Linked DNA regions of Homo sapiens: region 2 is linked to region 1. Evidence: read pairs that join two places in POLR2A ChIA-PET (ENCODE). Cell type or tissue: GM12878. All regions are shown on one strand.

Region 1 (8,000 bases):
CTCCACCCTGAATTCACCAAGTTGCCTGCAAATCTTCACATCTCTGGATGAGACCGAGACCTCCCTTCAGACTGCTCCAGCCCAGCTTGCACTTGGCAAGGCATGAACTCCTCCACACCTACATCCAGTGCTCTGTGGGATACCCCAGCACAGCACCTGCCTGTCTTTGCTGCAGCCTGTTTGAACTATTGCTTGGAGCAGCAAAAAGGAGAGCACAGGCCACTTGACTCGTGGCCCTCTTTCCTGGTAGTGACGCTTATGCTCAATTATAAGTGACTCTGTTGAGTTGGCAGACCAGAGGCCATGGAGGAAAGTCCTGGAAGATTTATTGACTCCTCTACTGATATTCAACAGGAGATCCCTAATGGAGAATGCTGGTGGTAAGATGATTTCAGGTTCTTGGGCCATTGGACACAGCCACAGAGACTGGTGGCCATGGCCTCCATTGAACCCCCTAAGGACCCTTCTCTGAATGGTGGCCTCTACATAAGCCCCTGTGCTCAATGGATTTGTAAACTGAGTCTGCTCCCTGCTATGCTTGCATTCTGTCTCACTTAAACCCCAGACATTTCTTCCTCTATTATGTATGGAACAGCCTTTCATGTTTGTGATTAAGAGAGTGGAGGGCATATTACATTTACCAAACAGTGCTCATCTTGGAACTGCTTCCATAAAAACTTTGCCTGGAAGTTCACTTATTCATTCAACAGGAATTTATTGAGCACCTACTATATGCCAGGCGCAGTTCTAAATCCTATACCAAAGTCCCTGCCCTAGTGGAGCTTATATTCTAGAAGGTAGAGTCAGAAAATGAACATGTAAACAAATATTATATTTAGGTAGTGATAAAAACAATGAATAAAATTTAAAAAAAAAGAGCCATGGGATAGAAGGATAAGAGGAGTGGCTACTTTAATTAGAGCAGAAGTTCCTAACCTTAGTGGTACATTAGAATCATTTGAGGGTGTTTAGAATTCCCAGTATGTGGACTGCACAAAGACTAATTAAACCAGAGTGTTCAGGGAAAGGATTCAGACACTGGGATGTTTTAAAAGCTCCCCTGGTGTTTCCAGCGTGCAACCAAGGCTGAGAATCACTGTACTGGAGTAACAAATGCTGAGGAATGTCCAGGAGAGGAGGCCTTTAGCAGGGAAACAGCAAGTGCCAGGGCCCTGAGATGGGCCTGACCTCAGCCTGTTGGAGGGAGGGAAGGAACGGCAGTGGCAGGGGCTAAGGCTGGGCAGAGCCATGATTTGGTTCTTCCACATTTGGATGCAGAGTGGGGACCATTGGGGGCGTTTCAGCTGGGGAGAGACGTGACCTATACTAGGCTTTGAGATTAGGCTGATTCTCCTTTTCTGTACATGAACTGTGAAAGCACATGATCCCGTGTCAGATGTTAGTGGAAGTGGGAACAGCAACCCTCCTGTGACACCCAGTTCATCATTTTTTTTCTTTGCTTTGCTTTTTTTTTTTTTAAGACTGAGTCTCGCTCTGTCACCCAGGATGGAATGCAGTGGCACAATCTCGGCGGCTCACTGCAACCTCTGCCTCCTGGATTCAAGCGATTCTCCTGCCTCAGCCTCCTGAGTAGCTGGGACTGCAGGTGCATGTCCCCACACCCAACTAATTTTGTATTTTTAGTAGAGATGGGGTTTCACCATGTTGGCCAGGCTGATCTTGAAATCCTGGCCTCAGGTGATCTGTCCACCTGAGCCTCCCAAAGCGCTGGGATTACAGGCATGAGCCACAGCGACTGGCCCCAGTTCATCATTTCTGATGTTTCCCCTTGTTGGCGTCTAATGTCTTCCCTTCTGGTGTGACTCAAATTAGCAGGGATTCTGAGCTCTCTGGGCAGCCTTCAGGGTTTGGGCTTCCACAGCATCCTGTGCTTCCTCACCTAACAAAACTTATCTCAGCACATCAGCATTTCATCTTTATTTCTGTTATCTGTGAGCTAAAGGCAGAGACCTTTATTTATTTGACTTTTTAATCTCCACGACCGAGCACACTGTTGGCATTTAATAAATGTTTGTTGAATGACTGATTTAGAAAATATTCTAAATCAAACATTCAATTCTATAGAATATATGAGGTTTTGTTCATGTTCTAAGCCAATAGTCTAGTTGTTTTTCTTCATCCCCAAACACTTGGGTTTGGCTTGCAGGAAGTTAAAGAAAGAAAAAAATTAAATGGATGAAATTTGAAGTTCCACGAATTAACAGAATTTGTACTAGTTTCAGTTTTATGGTTCAGGTTAAATGTCTTCCTCTAAGGGCCCGTATACCCCCAAAACTCCCAGAAGCCACCTGGAGTCCTGGCCCTGGGGAAGACCAAAGCCAAGACATATTAAAAGCAGAGGTTCCAACAGACCACCACAGCTGGCAAGAAGCCAAACGCATGCAAACCCGAGATGGAGTTTTAAAGGGCCATTGAAATTAATTCCCTTGAAGAGGAATGAAAACCAGATGCCTCCCCCTAGGAAAAGAGAGTGCAAAGGACAATAGCAGGAGAGGTAGCAAGAAAGGCAGTCTGAGCTTCACAAGCGATGCTTACCCACCGTTAACCCCAACAAACTGAAGGTTCTTTTTGGTCCCATTACCTCCTGCACGGAAGCCATAGTCTTTCTTTTTCATTATGGATTTAAGGCTGGTCGATGGGGAGATCTCTAGGCAGACACAACATCACAGGTTAGAATGATCTTGGGGATGCATGGGAATGTAGCAAAACCAGGATATTGCTTTGAGGGGACAAGGGTTGCAGGTGTGTGGAGAGGTAAGGAGGGACAGGGAACCAGATCATGTAAATCAATGTTTTGGGGACCTCTTGGAGGAGCCTTGCTTTCTGCTCAATGTTGGGAGAACTGTCTCTGTTAACAATGCCCCTCTAAGTGTGGATGAAGAACCATGTGGCGTAGGTGCCATTGTTGTCCCTGTCTTACAGCTGGGAAATCTGAGGCCCAGACTTGCTCAGTGAATGGGAGTGTAGGAGCAGAACGTAGGCCTCTGGACTCATGGTCTAGCACCCACTTCTGCTCAAGGGCACCTCAGTGGTCCTTCCTGGCTCACAAGTGCATACTGACACTAGGGTTGTGGGGGTGGTGATGACACCGTGCTCACAGTAGATACACGAGCAAGGACACAGATCTTGCAATGTGCTCAACAGGACAGGAGGCGGCTCCCAACGGGGAAGGCTAGAACTAGCACTGAAACAATGAGAAAGCAGTCAAATTGTGATTTGTGGCAGGAAGCAGACTCGCATGCTGCCCTGCAAAGCAAAACGTGGTTCCACTTTACCCGACAGTGAAGAGGGTTTGATCTGTTACAACAGGAAGTGCTGCTCAGCCGAAGGGCCCATTTCCATATGTGAGCAGCACTTAATCTCCTGCCCCTGTACACACACACATGCACGTACACACACACATGCACGCAGAGAAAATATTCAGTGAACTATACCAGATATCAATATAATGCTCCTCCAAAACCAGGCCAGAGAAAACCTCTACTATGCAAGAACCAGAGAGGAACACAGGAATGCAAAAGCCCAGGAAGAGGTCTGGAGTCCACGCAGCAGGGCCATTCTTGGCCCCAGACACTGCCTTTGCACAATGCAAATGAGAACAGCCCCCTCTGGGTGGATGTGGTGCTGCAGCGCAAGGCTTGGCAAATGGAGTGTGGGCTGGCTTTCAACTCTCATTTGCCCTCCCTGGCTGGCATCTTTGTGCCCTGTGCTATCCATACAGCTGTAGGCAGTGGGCCCATAGTCAGACCCAACCTTAGAGCAAAGGCAAGAGTAGAGGTCCCGAGCCTCCACTGTCACACACATCAGTTTTTATTCCACTGGGTTCCTGGAAGTACTAAAATCTTTTTTTCTTTTTTTTTTTTTTTGAGATGGAGTCTTGCTCTGTCACCCAGGCTGGAGTGCAGTGGTATGATCTCGGCTCACTGCAACCTCCGCCTCCTGGGTTCAAGTGATTCTCCTGCCTCAGCCTCCCAAGTAGCTGGGATTACAGGCTCCTGCCACCATGCCCGGCTAATTTTTGTATTTTTAGTAGAGATGGGTTTTCGCCATGTTGACCAGGCTGGTCTTGAACTCCTGATCTCAGGAGATCTTCCCACCTCCGCCTCCCAAAGTGCTGGGATTACAGGCCTGAGCCACTGCTCCCAGCTGCTAAAATCTTTTTAAAAACATGTTAATATAATTGAAAACCTTGTTCCCTCTGCCTTATCATGTGAAGGAGAAATGGCTCCCTGTCTCAGGCCCCTATATTGATGGTATTTACCCACTGGCGGGGAGGAGGAGGAGGCCGGTGGCTCCTTGGGTGGGTGAGCCTGGGCCGAGTAGGCCGACAGCAGCAGGTTGAGGGAGCTCAGCAGCTGGCTCTGGATGCTGCTGAGCTTGGAGGCTGGCTGCTTGATGGCGCTGGCCAGCTCCGGGTACCCATGCTCCAGGCAGTTCCACTGCTCCTGCAGGAGCTCCTGGATCTTCTTCACATACTGCCCAATAGTGGCATCCGTTGGCGAGCTTGGTGGCCTTCCCGGGTGCTCCTTCCCTGGGAGATTGGAACTGGTCTCCTCCCTCCCTGCTGGGGGAGTCTTTCTGTCGCTGCCCCACAGAAAGCCTCCTGCTCCCCTGGTTCCTCCCTGAGGGCCTCCTTCCTGTTCAGTGCCTGCTTCTTCAATCCTGAGTTCAGTGGAGAGGAAGCTATGTACAGAGGAGGTAAGGACCTGCTCGGGTCCCTGTGGCAGTGACAGCTGGGGCAGAAGCACACGTTCTGCTGGGCTCTGATTCCCTTGTTTATGACCATCTGGCCCCCATAGGAGGCCATTCTCCTCTCCTCGGTGCCCCCAGCTTTCAGACTCCATGCTGCCTAGAAGGTTGACTTCAATGCCCTTATCACACGACTCCCTGGTCAAGAGTCCATGGACAGGGTCAGTGTTCACCATCACGTCCGTCTGGCCCTGAGTGTCTTTGGCGTTCTCTTGGTGAAACTGTCCTTCCAGTTGGGCTACAGTGAACTCCAGCTCTCGAATTCTTTGCTCCCTAGCTTTGATTTCCTCTTCCTGCTGCTGGAGAGCAGTTCTGACCTGTGCCAGTTCCTCGGTTCTTCCAGACAACTCTCCCTCCAGGGCCGAGACCTGCTGTTTCAGGCTGGAGATGCTGCCTGGATCCACCCTGGCAAGGCCCAGGCTTTCCTCAGTTACCCTGATGCCAATGCTTCTCATGTCCACCTCTACAGGTGGCGGGGGTGGAATCTCGCTGATGTTGAGCTCGATTTCTTCCAGGAGGAGCTCATTCTCAGGGATGGGTGATGGCAGAGGTGGCGGGCTTGGCGTAGGGGAGCCAGGGGTGAACAACACCTCTGCTTCTCTGGCATTGTGTTCATCTTCCTTGTCCTCTAGAACTACAAGCACATTCTGGAATGAGAAAGGAGGGCCTGGGAGAGGGAGGTGATTTGGAACCTTCACCACACCCTCTGGAGGCTCAGCTCCCTCCTGGACCAGCTCTGGAATCCGAGTTGATGCTCGTGGGCTGGAGCTGTGGAAACCTGCCAATCCTTCTGCAGGTTCAAAGGTGCCATCACAGACACTGCCTTCACCCTGAAGGGGAGGGAGGGCAGGAGGGGCAGGGGGCCCCAGGCTCAGGCCTGGCTCCTCAGAAGCCCTGCTGTGCAGCAGCGTGGCAGGCATGCTGGATGCTCTCAAGAGCTGGGGCCGTCCACTCCCAAAAGTGAGCTCGGCATCCTCTGGCTCAGCAGCTTCCAACTGTCTGGTGGCCTCTGCCAACAGAGCCTTCCTGTGGTAGCTCACCTCACTCCTGCTTGTTGAGGCCTGGGGGGCATTACCAAGCGGTGGTGACTGGTTTTGCTCCTGTGTCCCAAGTGATGCCTCCCTTGGCACCACGGGAGACCAGTTTTGGAGGGGCGGGGCTGCAGGGGGGCGAGCCCCACTGTCAGGAAGGCTGAAGTTTCGGGGCAGAGTGCTAAATTTGGCCTGCTTGGCCCTTCTGTGGATAGGAATTCTTTTGATAGTGTTTCCCTTCTCGATGTCATCCACATACTTGAGGAAGTCCAGGTCTAAATGAAAGCCATATGGGGTCTCCACAGAATAAGGGTGGCTCTTCGGAGGGTCTTTCTCTTCATCCCCCTGAGAGGACTGGTCTTTGGCTGGGAGACATAAGACAAGTTAAAAAAAAAAAGCACAAATTTAATTAAGCATTACAGGGCGATGAGGCCTAATATCTCTGATTTTAACTTAACGCTGTCACTTGAGACTTCTTCTAAATGTTCTAGCCTCGAAATTATGCTGAGATGCTCAGTCTTTTTGGCTGTATTGGAAAATCATCTTATTAAATCAATGTGTACTTAGCCAATGTCTGCAAGGAAACAGGGAGAGGGAATGGTTTCCAATTTGCAGTATGTCATCTGGGTTTCTACTGGGGAATCTGCCTGCAGACTGGCAAAACCAAATGGTCTTGTACTGCTTTTCTGGGTTTGAATCACATAATTGCTGCACTGAAGTAGCCAGGAATTTGCCAAATCAGGGTACTAATTGGCAATTACGGATATGGAAGGGTTTAAAGGATAAGATACACAAGTGGCTCAGCAGTAAAAAAGAAATCTGCAAAAACAACCCTAACTTGCATGACTCAAATTGGTAGAAGTAAATCTTGCTAAAGCCGGAGGTATCAATGAGTTATGCCGTTTACATTATTTAAGCTTGTGCAGATGCCTGCGCCTCAGGTATGCACAGATCAGAGAGAGCTGGAACAAGTAATCATCCATGGCCTACGCTCTTTGCATGTGAAAACTGCCTAGTGCTTAACAAACACGAAATTCACTTTCATAAACCCATGCCAAGTAAGGAAATACCTACTTTGGCCAGTAACTCAATGAAGAAAGAAAGAGAGAAAGAGAGAGAGAGGGAGGGAGGGAGGGAGGAAGGAAGGGAGGAAGGAAGGGAGGAAGGAAGGAAGGGGAAGGGGAAGGGGAAGGGAAGGGAAAGGAAAGGAAGGGAAGGAAGGAAGAGAGAAAGAAAGAAATCGCATTTTTCACACACTAGATAAAAGGTGGTAAAAGGGCCAATTAATGTCAAAAGGGACATTGGTATCCATCCTCCAAGAAGAATGGGACTTGACTTTCCAGGGCAACCCATACCCTGGGGGGCCATCATGATGAGGAAGTTCTCCATTACACCAAGGTTCCAGGATCTCCTTGCAGCATCCACCTGTTGACTCCAACAGAGGACACTGGAAACAAGCCAGTCCTTCGACTATCTGCATCCATAGGGGCCTGTTGCCAAGCAACCTCTTCTTCAGGTTAAATAGTCTTTGTTTCTTCAATATTCCTCATGTGACGCCCCTAATTACCTCTGTGACATTATGCTAAACAGGCTCTGAAAATATTGAGCTCAGGAGAGAACGTTAATGGAGAGTACAGAGGTTCAGAATACAGATTCTGGAGCCTGGTCTAGATCTCTGCTGTGTGACCTTGGGGAAGTTACTTAGCCTTCCTATGTCTCATCATCTGTAAAGTGGGAATAATAACAGGTAAAATAAGATTATTGTGAGGACGGTCGGGTGCGGTGGTTCATGCCTGTAATCCCAGCTCTTTGGGAGGCCGAGGCAGGTGGATCACTTGAGGTCAGGAGTTCGAGACCAGCCTGGCCAACACGGTGAAACCCCATCTCTACTAAAAATACAAAAAGTTAGCCGGGCATGGTGGCAGGCACCTGTAATCCCAGCTACTCAGGAGGCTGAGGCGGGAGAATCGCTTGAACCCAGGAGGCGAAGGTTGCAGTGAGCCGAGATTGCACCATTGTACTCCAGCCTGGGCAACGATAGCAAAACTCCATCTCAAAAATAAGACTATTGTGAGGACTAGTTAATTAATAATAAAGTATTTTGGACAATGCCTCACACATGATAAACATTCAGTTTATCTTTGTGGAATCCCAAAATATAGACAATGGAAGCCCCATAATGGAAAGTGACTTATATGA
Region 2 (8,000 bases), 1.4 Mb before region 1:
TATTCAAAGAATAACTAAAAGGAAATAGAAACTAACACACATTGAGCACTGCCTAAGTGCCTATCACAGACTTTTGTCCTCTTATGTGGATTATAGTTCATTTACTTCTGACAACAGTCCCTGAAAGTCTGCCATCACCATCCCATTTCAGATGAAGCTTGCGGAGAGGGTGTGACAACCTGGAGTCAAGCAGCGAGCATGTGGAAGAACCAAGGCTAGAACCCCGGCGTGGTTCTGCCACACCGTAATGTACTTGCCTGCTCCTCTGTCTCCTCAGTGAGAGTTGGGAGCTCCTTGAGGGCAGCCCCTATTGCTTTCTTCTTCATATCCTGAACACCTAGCATGATGGCAAGTACCTGTTACTAAATACAAGTTTATAACATTACTTAATTAAGGTCTCTTGACTTCTCCTATTGCTATTTCTATCACACTATCATGCAATCGGCCTTGCTACTTCGCCTCCAAATTTTTCTAAAAATTATTCATCTTGAGACAGGCAGAAGATCAATCTCAAATAACAAACATGCAGCTTATTATGGTCTCCCAACTTACATGGTGATATGAGTCATTTGGCCCCCTTGGGATTTAATAGCTGGCTGACAAGCCTCAGCACTGTCAATGTGCTTGAGATTGGCTCACTTGGGCCAGCTGGGCAAGGGTTTCCATTGATTATTCCTAAAAACCCATTATGCTTTTGAAAGCCATTTCATTTTAAGATGGTTTAAATACATCCTTATCATTTTTAAGCATGCCCACAAAAAGCATCCTAAAGATATTTGATCATTCAATTACACTAAATGAGGCCAATGTATATGCTGCTGCCTCAGAGGTTATCATGCTTAATAAAACGTACTTTATAAACCCCATGAAGGCTGTAATTAAATTTACAAACAGCCTTCCCCACAACTTTAACAAAAGATATCTGAATGGTGTGTGTGTGTGTGTGTGTGTGTGTGTGTGTGTGTGTGTGTGTGCATGTGTGTGTGTGTGTGTGTGTGTTTTAAAGTGTCCTGTTCCATAAGGATTATAGCTCCCCTGCTGTTTGGAAAAGACAATTTCACTTGTAACACTAATAACTTGAGCAGGGGAGAAGCTGGCCTGGTGAATGGAATGCACTTCACTGCACATCTTGGCTCAGCTAGAAATCGGAAACAGATGGTCCTTGCGGCTGGTTTCCCACTCGAGCCCGCTCACTGCCAGCCTGTGGTCTTCTGTGGGCTGCTGCTGGCAGTCTGTGACTTGAACATAGTAGGACAGTGGCAAAAGAAATCAAATCTTTTCCAATGAGCAGCAAGTTGTAATGAAATTTGACAGATCTGACATTCTATACCCAACATCTAGTTAGAATATATTAACCTTTAGTTTTCTTAAGCGCCTTGCATAGAAGTTGTGAATATACTTATTAGAGGGTTATGTTGTATGTGTTTTTTTTTTTCCTTTTTTTTCTTTTTTAACAGGGGGCAGAGGGTTTAGTCCAATCTTGGGTGGCAGCCGGTTAACAGAAAATGCAGAGAAAGTAAAAGTCAAAGAATTTCTAAATGGAAATGAGGCACAAGATCTGCCGCCAAGAAGAAAACTGATTCTTTGCAGGACATTGTGGGTGAGTTTCTGCCAAAAATAAATTATCAATATTTTCCTTGCACAATACAGATAGATTGATTGAGCAATAAATATATATCCATATCTACATATATGTATATATACCAGATCAAAAATCTGAGCAATCTCTGGGCAAATTAATAAAATAGATGGGGCTGTCTGGACCCTCTGGCATTTTCTTCAATTCTGCCCTTTTCAGCTTTGCAGCATTCACTTCTGCCATACGGTGAGAAAAGCATGCCAGGTGACCTGGAATGCTGGTTTCTTTAAGTCACCACACTCACACCCAGTAATGACATGTACCTGTGCAGAGGATTTTGCTGCCTTCATCAAAAAAGGATAAATCTCCCACCAGAGACCTTCACACTTTAGAGCTTTAGAGGAACTAGACTTTCTATCCTTTTGTGTTGATTCTTCTTTTTATCCCAATACTTAACGTGTGAATACATCCTGACTCGAAGGTTTAGATGGTGATGGCCTGAACACCATCTTAGGATTTTCCACCTGATTAAGGTTAGAGGAAAGATCTAGGTGTTAATAGTAGTTAATGCCTCTTAATACAGCTTTTATTTTCTGTTCTATTTTTTTCTTTCTTTTTAATCTTGGATACCCATTGCTCTAAACTGAACATTTCTGCAGCTTCAGCAACAGGGTACATTTCTAATTTCATGTTTTCCATGAGCCTGGTGATTCAAGGCCATACATATCTGTTAAGCTCAACATTCAACTCTACATAAGAAATAAAAAATATCCAAGGCAGGAAGATCACTTGAGACCAGGGGTTCAAGACCAGCCTGGGTAACAAAGCAAGCCCCCGTCTCTCTAAAAAAAAAAATCAATTAGCCAGGTGTGGTGGTGCACAACTGTGGTCCCAGCTACTTGGGAGGCTGAGGTAGGAACATCAGTCAAGCCCAGGAGTTCGAGGCCACTGTACTCCAGCCTGGGTGACAGATAAATCTTATCTCCAAAAAAATGAATAAAAAATAAAAATTGTCTTCTGAGAACAAGCTGGTTGGAATAGCAAAAGCATAGGCTTTTCATTATATGGACATAGGGTTGAATCTTGGCTCTTGTTCTTTAGCATGTGTCTTTAGCCAAGACTCTTACCTTTTTGACCCTGATCTGCAAGTTAAAAATCGTAATAACAACCTCCTATGGTTGTTGTGAAGGTTAAACAACATATCATACCCAAAAGTGTGTTTAAAAACTGTATGACATGTAACAGGTGCTAAATCCTGTTACTTCTCTCCTTTTTTGGTTCAGGAGGCAACACCAGAGTGGTGAAGCTCTGAAGTCATCATTCCAAGGCTTGAATCCTCCTTCCATCACTAACTCTGGAGCCCTAAGCAAGTCACTTTACCTCTTGGAGTCTGTTATCCTGTTTGTAAAATGGAGTTAATAATAGGTTCTACCTCATAAGGACTCACATGGAAAAACACACACACACACACACACACACACACACACACACACACACAAAGATCTTAGAACAGTGCCTGGCCAAGAGGAAACACTCAGTATACGTGAGCTGTTACATACGAAATCAAATTGCTCTTCCCCTAGACTTTCAAATTTCCAATGGTCCTAGAAACAGAGCTTGAAAAGAAAGAGAAAATAAGTTTTAGTGCCTGAATCACATATGTTGCTATTAAATGGGTGAATAAATGAAAGAAAGACACATTTTCATCAAAGACAAATAATAATACAGTCAGTTGATGCAAAGTAGTACTAATGGATGGTGCATATAAGGAAGGCAGCAGGGCACCAAACGTGTTAGGGGTCACTGTGAGCTGGCGTCCTGAGGAGGGTGTTACCTTGGAAAGGGAGATCATGTCCCAGGAGGGCAATAGCTTGAGCCAAGGTAAAAGACAAGGCTGTGTAAATAGAAGGATGCAAATTTCAAAGTGGCTAATGTCCTGTGCCTTTTTATTCTCATTCTCCAACCACGTAGGGAGCCCCTACTCTGCCCAGCACTGTGCTTGGCCTTACAGCTACTCAGATGAGCAAGATACAGTCCCTGCCCTTAAGAATCTCAAGGTCCTTTGGGAGGCTGAGACGAGCAGATCACGAGGTCAGGAGATCGAGACCGTCCTGGCTAACACGGTGAAACCCTGTCTCTACTAAAAATAAAAATAAAATAAAATAAAATAAATTAGCCGGGCATGGTGGCAGGCTCCTGTAGTCCCAGCTACTCAGGAGATTAAGGCAGGAAAATGGCATGAACCCAGGAGGCGAAGCTTGCAGTGAGCCGAGATTGGGGCACTGCACTCCAGCCTGGGCGACAGAGCAAGACTCTGTCTCAAAAAAAAAAAAAAGATCTCAAGGTCTAGGAGGGAAAACAGACTAGCAGGCAGATGATTCCAGAAGAGGGTGCTAATAGCTGCAGTGGAGCAAGGCACAGGTTATTATGGAAGAACAGAGGGAAGGGATCCAACTGACCCTCACAGCACAGGAGCAGAAGGGGGAAGAAAGAGGGCTTCCCTCAACAGGGGAATAATAGTAACAAGACATCAATAACAGCACAATAACTTCAGTTGAGAACTCATTACATATCAGGGACTATGTACCCTATGCATTTCTTTGCTTCTAACTACACTACACACACACATGCACACACACAAGCGCACATTTAACTATTATTATCTTCATTTTCCTGATTATGATAGGACACAGAATCAGAGTGGTTAAGTAACCTGGGAGAGGTCACACAGTAACCAAGAGAGCCTGGATATGGACAACTAGATTGCAGAAGCAGTGCTCTCAATCTCTCTACGACCCAGCCTCTGAAAATCATGAATATTTCAAATCATATCTCCTTTTAGCAATATATAACAGAAACCAAAACCTCTCCTTGGCGTTGCTATTGTACACGTGTTGACAGCAGAGTCTTCGAGGCCTTTATCGGAATGCACTGCAGCAATGACACAGATGGAAATTCACCATCCTCTGAGTTTTCTTGGGTTCTTCCCATTCAGCAAAAGGGGATAGCTTATTTAGGGGAGCACTGGCCATGATGACCTGAATGAGGCTGGAAAGTGACTTGCACTTTGCCTGAGGCTGCATGTTATAAGGAGACAATTCCCTTTCTAATGCTTCCCCATTGTTACTCAGGAAATAGTCCTCATCACCTGACTCCCTATCTAGGGGGATTCCCACTTCTTATAAAATATACCGAAAGGAAATAAGAAAGGCCAAATTTTGATGGGCTTATTTATTGATGAGAGCGCTGTTTTTGCCTTGGATTCATTCATGCGCAGTGGGAAGAAGTATTCAAATGACAAGAGTTAAATTCAAAACATGTAGCCGCTTTCTGTTACATTTTTTTTCTAACTGAAGGCAAACCATTTAGATGTTTGTTTCCAAAAAGGCATCTGTCAGCAATCAAAGGGGAAAAATGCATAAAGCAAATGCAATTGTTTGGAGTAGCATTTCCTGGATCATGTTAAATGCTTGAATTGCTCCCCATTATGCTCACCAAATAATTTTATTTCCCACAATAATTGCAATATTTAACATGTTTTATTTAATCTTTTTTAAAGGCTATTAACAAAGGGCCACACTGTGAAAAGATTGATTGCTGCATGGGAAGGACAGCTTCCACCAGCCTCTTAGAGAACAATGATAAAGTTAAATGCACCTAATTGTTCTGGATTTAAAATACTATTATCCAATAATATTTATCATTTTTTTGTTCAAACTATGTGCCCTCTCCTGCAAAATCTTCCCGGCTATTCTATCATTCACAGAGTGAAATCTGGACTCCAGTTTACCTTGTGCTCCATTCATTCATAAATAATGGGCATGCATAGGGTGTTCTGAGTCTCAAAAATGCAGCGACTCAGACAAGAAACAGCTCCAACTTCAGAGGTTGCTGCAGGATAAACTCAGAAACTGTAAAGCTGTGGACCCACAAGTCCAAGATGTCCATGTGCCTGTATACCCTGGGAGAAAGCAGAGGAGACCCTAAAACAGGGAAATTTTGTTTTGTCTGCTTGTCAGAGGCAAGTAGGAATGGATGAAGTAGAATCAGAGGTTGGTTGATTCAAAGACAGAATGCTACTTCATTTCTTTTCTTCTTCTTTTTTTTTTTCCTCCTTTTTTTGTTTGGTTGATGATATTTTACATTTTATGTAGAATTTCCAACTTTTTTCCTTATCTTTCTCTAAATGATAAACTTAAGAAAGACTAAGTAATTTTAATGATGCTGCAGTTACATATGGCAATAAATGTTTTCATTGGCAAGCTCAGGGCAAGTTTCTGGTAGTATGTCCATTGTATTCATTGGACACAAGCTAACAACATTTCCTGTGCTACTGCAGACTCTTCTTCTGAAAAGACAGGTGACACCAAGGTAATAAAGTATACAAAGATACTTCCTAAGAGTGATGACAATATTTACATTTGATAATAATTCTGGCTATCGCCTCTCACCCCAATTTTATTAGAAGAAATCCCATTACAATAAGGAATGAAAAAGAAAAAAAATGCCATATTTGTTGTATTTGTAGTTCATTCCTAGAAGCAGTCTGTGCATCATGCTTTAAGTTAGAAATATTTTTGGTGCAACACGATAAAATTTGCTTTAATACAGTTATTTTTGTCAAAACAGCATGCTAAATGGTTAAAATAATACCTACTAAGGAAGAGATCAGAAATAGGAAAGAAAAATGCACCAAATTTACCTCTTTGGAACTTAAAATATGCTCTGAATGAGTTTATCTAAATATTATTCAGTCCAAAATATGACCAGAACCAAAAATCCACTGGATAATTAGGCAGTAAATGCACAACTTTTTAAATAATCACAGTTCAACAGCCCTGAGAAATAGTGATGGACAATTCTCCCATATTCTGGAGTACATATATTGAAGGCCCATAGCGGAGAAAACTGTAGGTTCTTGGAGATCAAAGGATCGCTTATATTCAGAAAAAATTAGGATGTGTTTGGTGCACATCCACGAAAATTAGGACGTGTTTGGTACCCTGATAAAGGTATTTCTACAGTTCCTAGTGTCACACAATTTGAAAGAATATAACGAATACAAGTCATTCTCTCTGCTTCTTTCTCCCTCTTAGTCCTAAGTAACATTACTTGAAATGCAGCAACTGTCTGGACTTTTTCTCACTTTAAAAAAAATTATTTTTACAACCATTCTTATTGGTAGGTCCATATTGTGGTTTACTTTTCCATACTAAAGAGAGGATGTGTGGTTAAAAACCCCTGTGAAGAAGATGGCTAGGTTATAGTAAGGAAATCAGAAGTGACTTTCTCTGATTAAGGAAGAGCTCATGTCAAGTTTAGCCTGAATTGTGCTAAACCGAATTGATAATGACTGATTGCTTTGTTTACAAAGAATGGAAAAGTCCAAAATTAATGTATTTAAAAAGACACCAAAAAACATCGGTGGTGCCTAGCCCAGCATAGGTTAGAACTTGTAAAATATCAGTAATGTATTTATTTACTCACATAAATCATACATCTAAACACAATGCCAGCCAAACCAAAAATCAAGAGACTTGAATGCTGCCATCTCTTGTTTATCTTCCTTCATGACTAAATTAACTAATGAGTTAATTTTCAAAAAATAAAGTAAGGAAAGAGAAATATTTTTTCCTGGAAATTTTTTTTTTAACTCCTTGGAAAACCTGTTCAGTTGTTCCCAGATTTAGTTTGAGACTTTTCCAACAGAGATGTGTAAGACAGCAAAACTGAACTAAACATTTTTGTAAATGCACGGCTCACGTTCTTGAGAAAAGTGGCTGTGAAAAACAGATACTGAATCAGACTTAAAGTCAAAGAAGGGGGGGTGAATAGGGGGGAAAAAGCCCAAAACATTGCATGATAGTCTCTAAGCAGTTCCATCTGTCAAGCAGAAATTTTAGGCTAATAGCCTGTGGCGATCTCCCTCCGCAGTCCACTACCTGCCTTTGTCCTATTAAATCTCTTTATTCTCCTTAAAAAAAAAAAAAAAAAAAAGAGGGGGGGATTGGTTATTGGAAGGAAAGGAAAAACCCCGCAGACCAAAATCATCTGAGTGATGAAGCCCTAATTTTAACTACCTCCCTTTGATGTGTAGCAGTGGGCTCTTGTTTTTTTAAAAAGGAGAGAGGAGAAGACAGTGCTAGGAGCAGAAGACTTTTCATCTCCACTTCACCTTGCCACTGGGTCTGTGAGAGATTGGTTCATTGTCAAGGAGATTTTTTTTTTTACCCATGATTCCATATGGTATGGACCGGACTACATGTTGCCCCACATGCCACTGCAAATGTTTTCTCAATTAGGTGTCTTATCTCCCGTGAGTTAGCATCAGATGAAGCTTGCTGACAGCGTAATGGCAGGGAAAGCTTCCGACGGCTCCATCAAATGGCAGCTCTGCTACGACATCTCGGCCAGAACTTGG

The links. ChIA-PET counts read pairs that join two places held together with the same protein. Peaks named below come from ENCODE experiments on the same cell type or tissue, not always from the same donor. Only the 100,000 strongest peaks of a DNase experiment are listed, where the experiment ranks them.
Region 2: POLR2A ChIA-PET joins it to region 1 with 6 read pairs; 2 of 35 experiments call an interaction of 5 or more read pairs at or near these places.

The regions. Positions count from the first base shown.
Region 1 is chr1:62,268,922-62,276,921 of GRCh38, forward strand. KANK4 (KN motif and ankyrin repeat domains 4) reads right to left here. Exons shown (of 10, transcript NM_181712.5): 3 at 4,283-6,166; 4 at 2,557-2,668. Among named protein-coding and RNA genes, the nearest start is that of KANK4, 47 kb to the right of the region's middle. In GM12878, no CTCF peak of the experiment used is centred here; a DNase peak (open chromatin) is centred at 3,270; H3K27me3 peaks cover 182 bases.
Region 2 is chr1:60,857,461-60,865,460 of GRCh38, forward strand. No RefSeq gene overlaps it. Among named protein-coding and RNA genes, the nearest start is that of NFIA-AS2, 110 kb to the right of the region's middle. In GM12878, no CTCF peak of the experiment used is centred here; no DNase peak of the experiment used is centred here.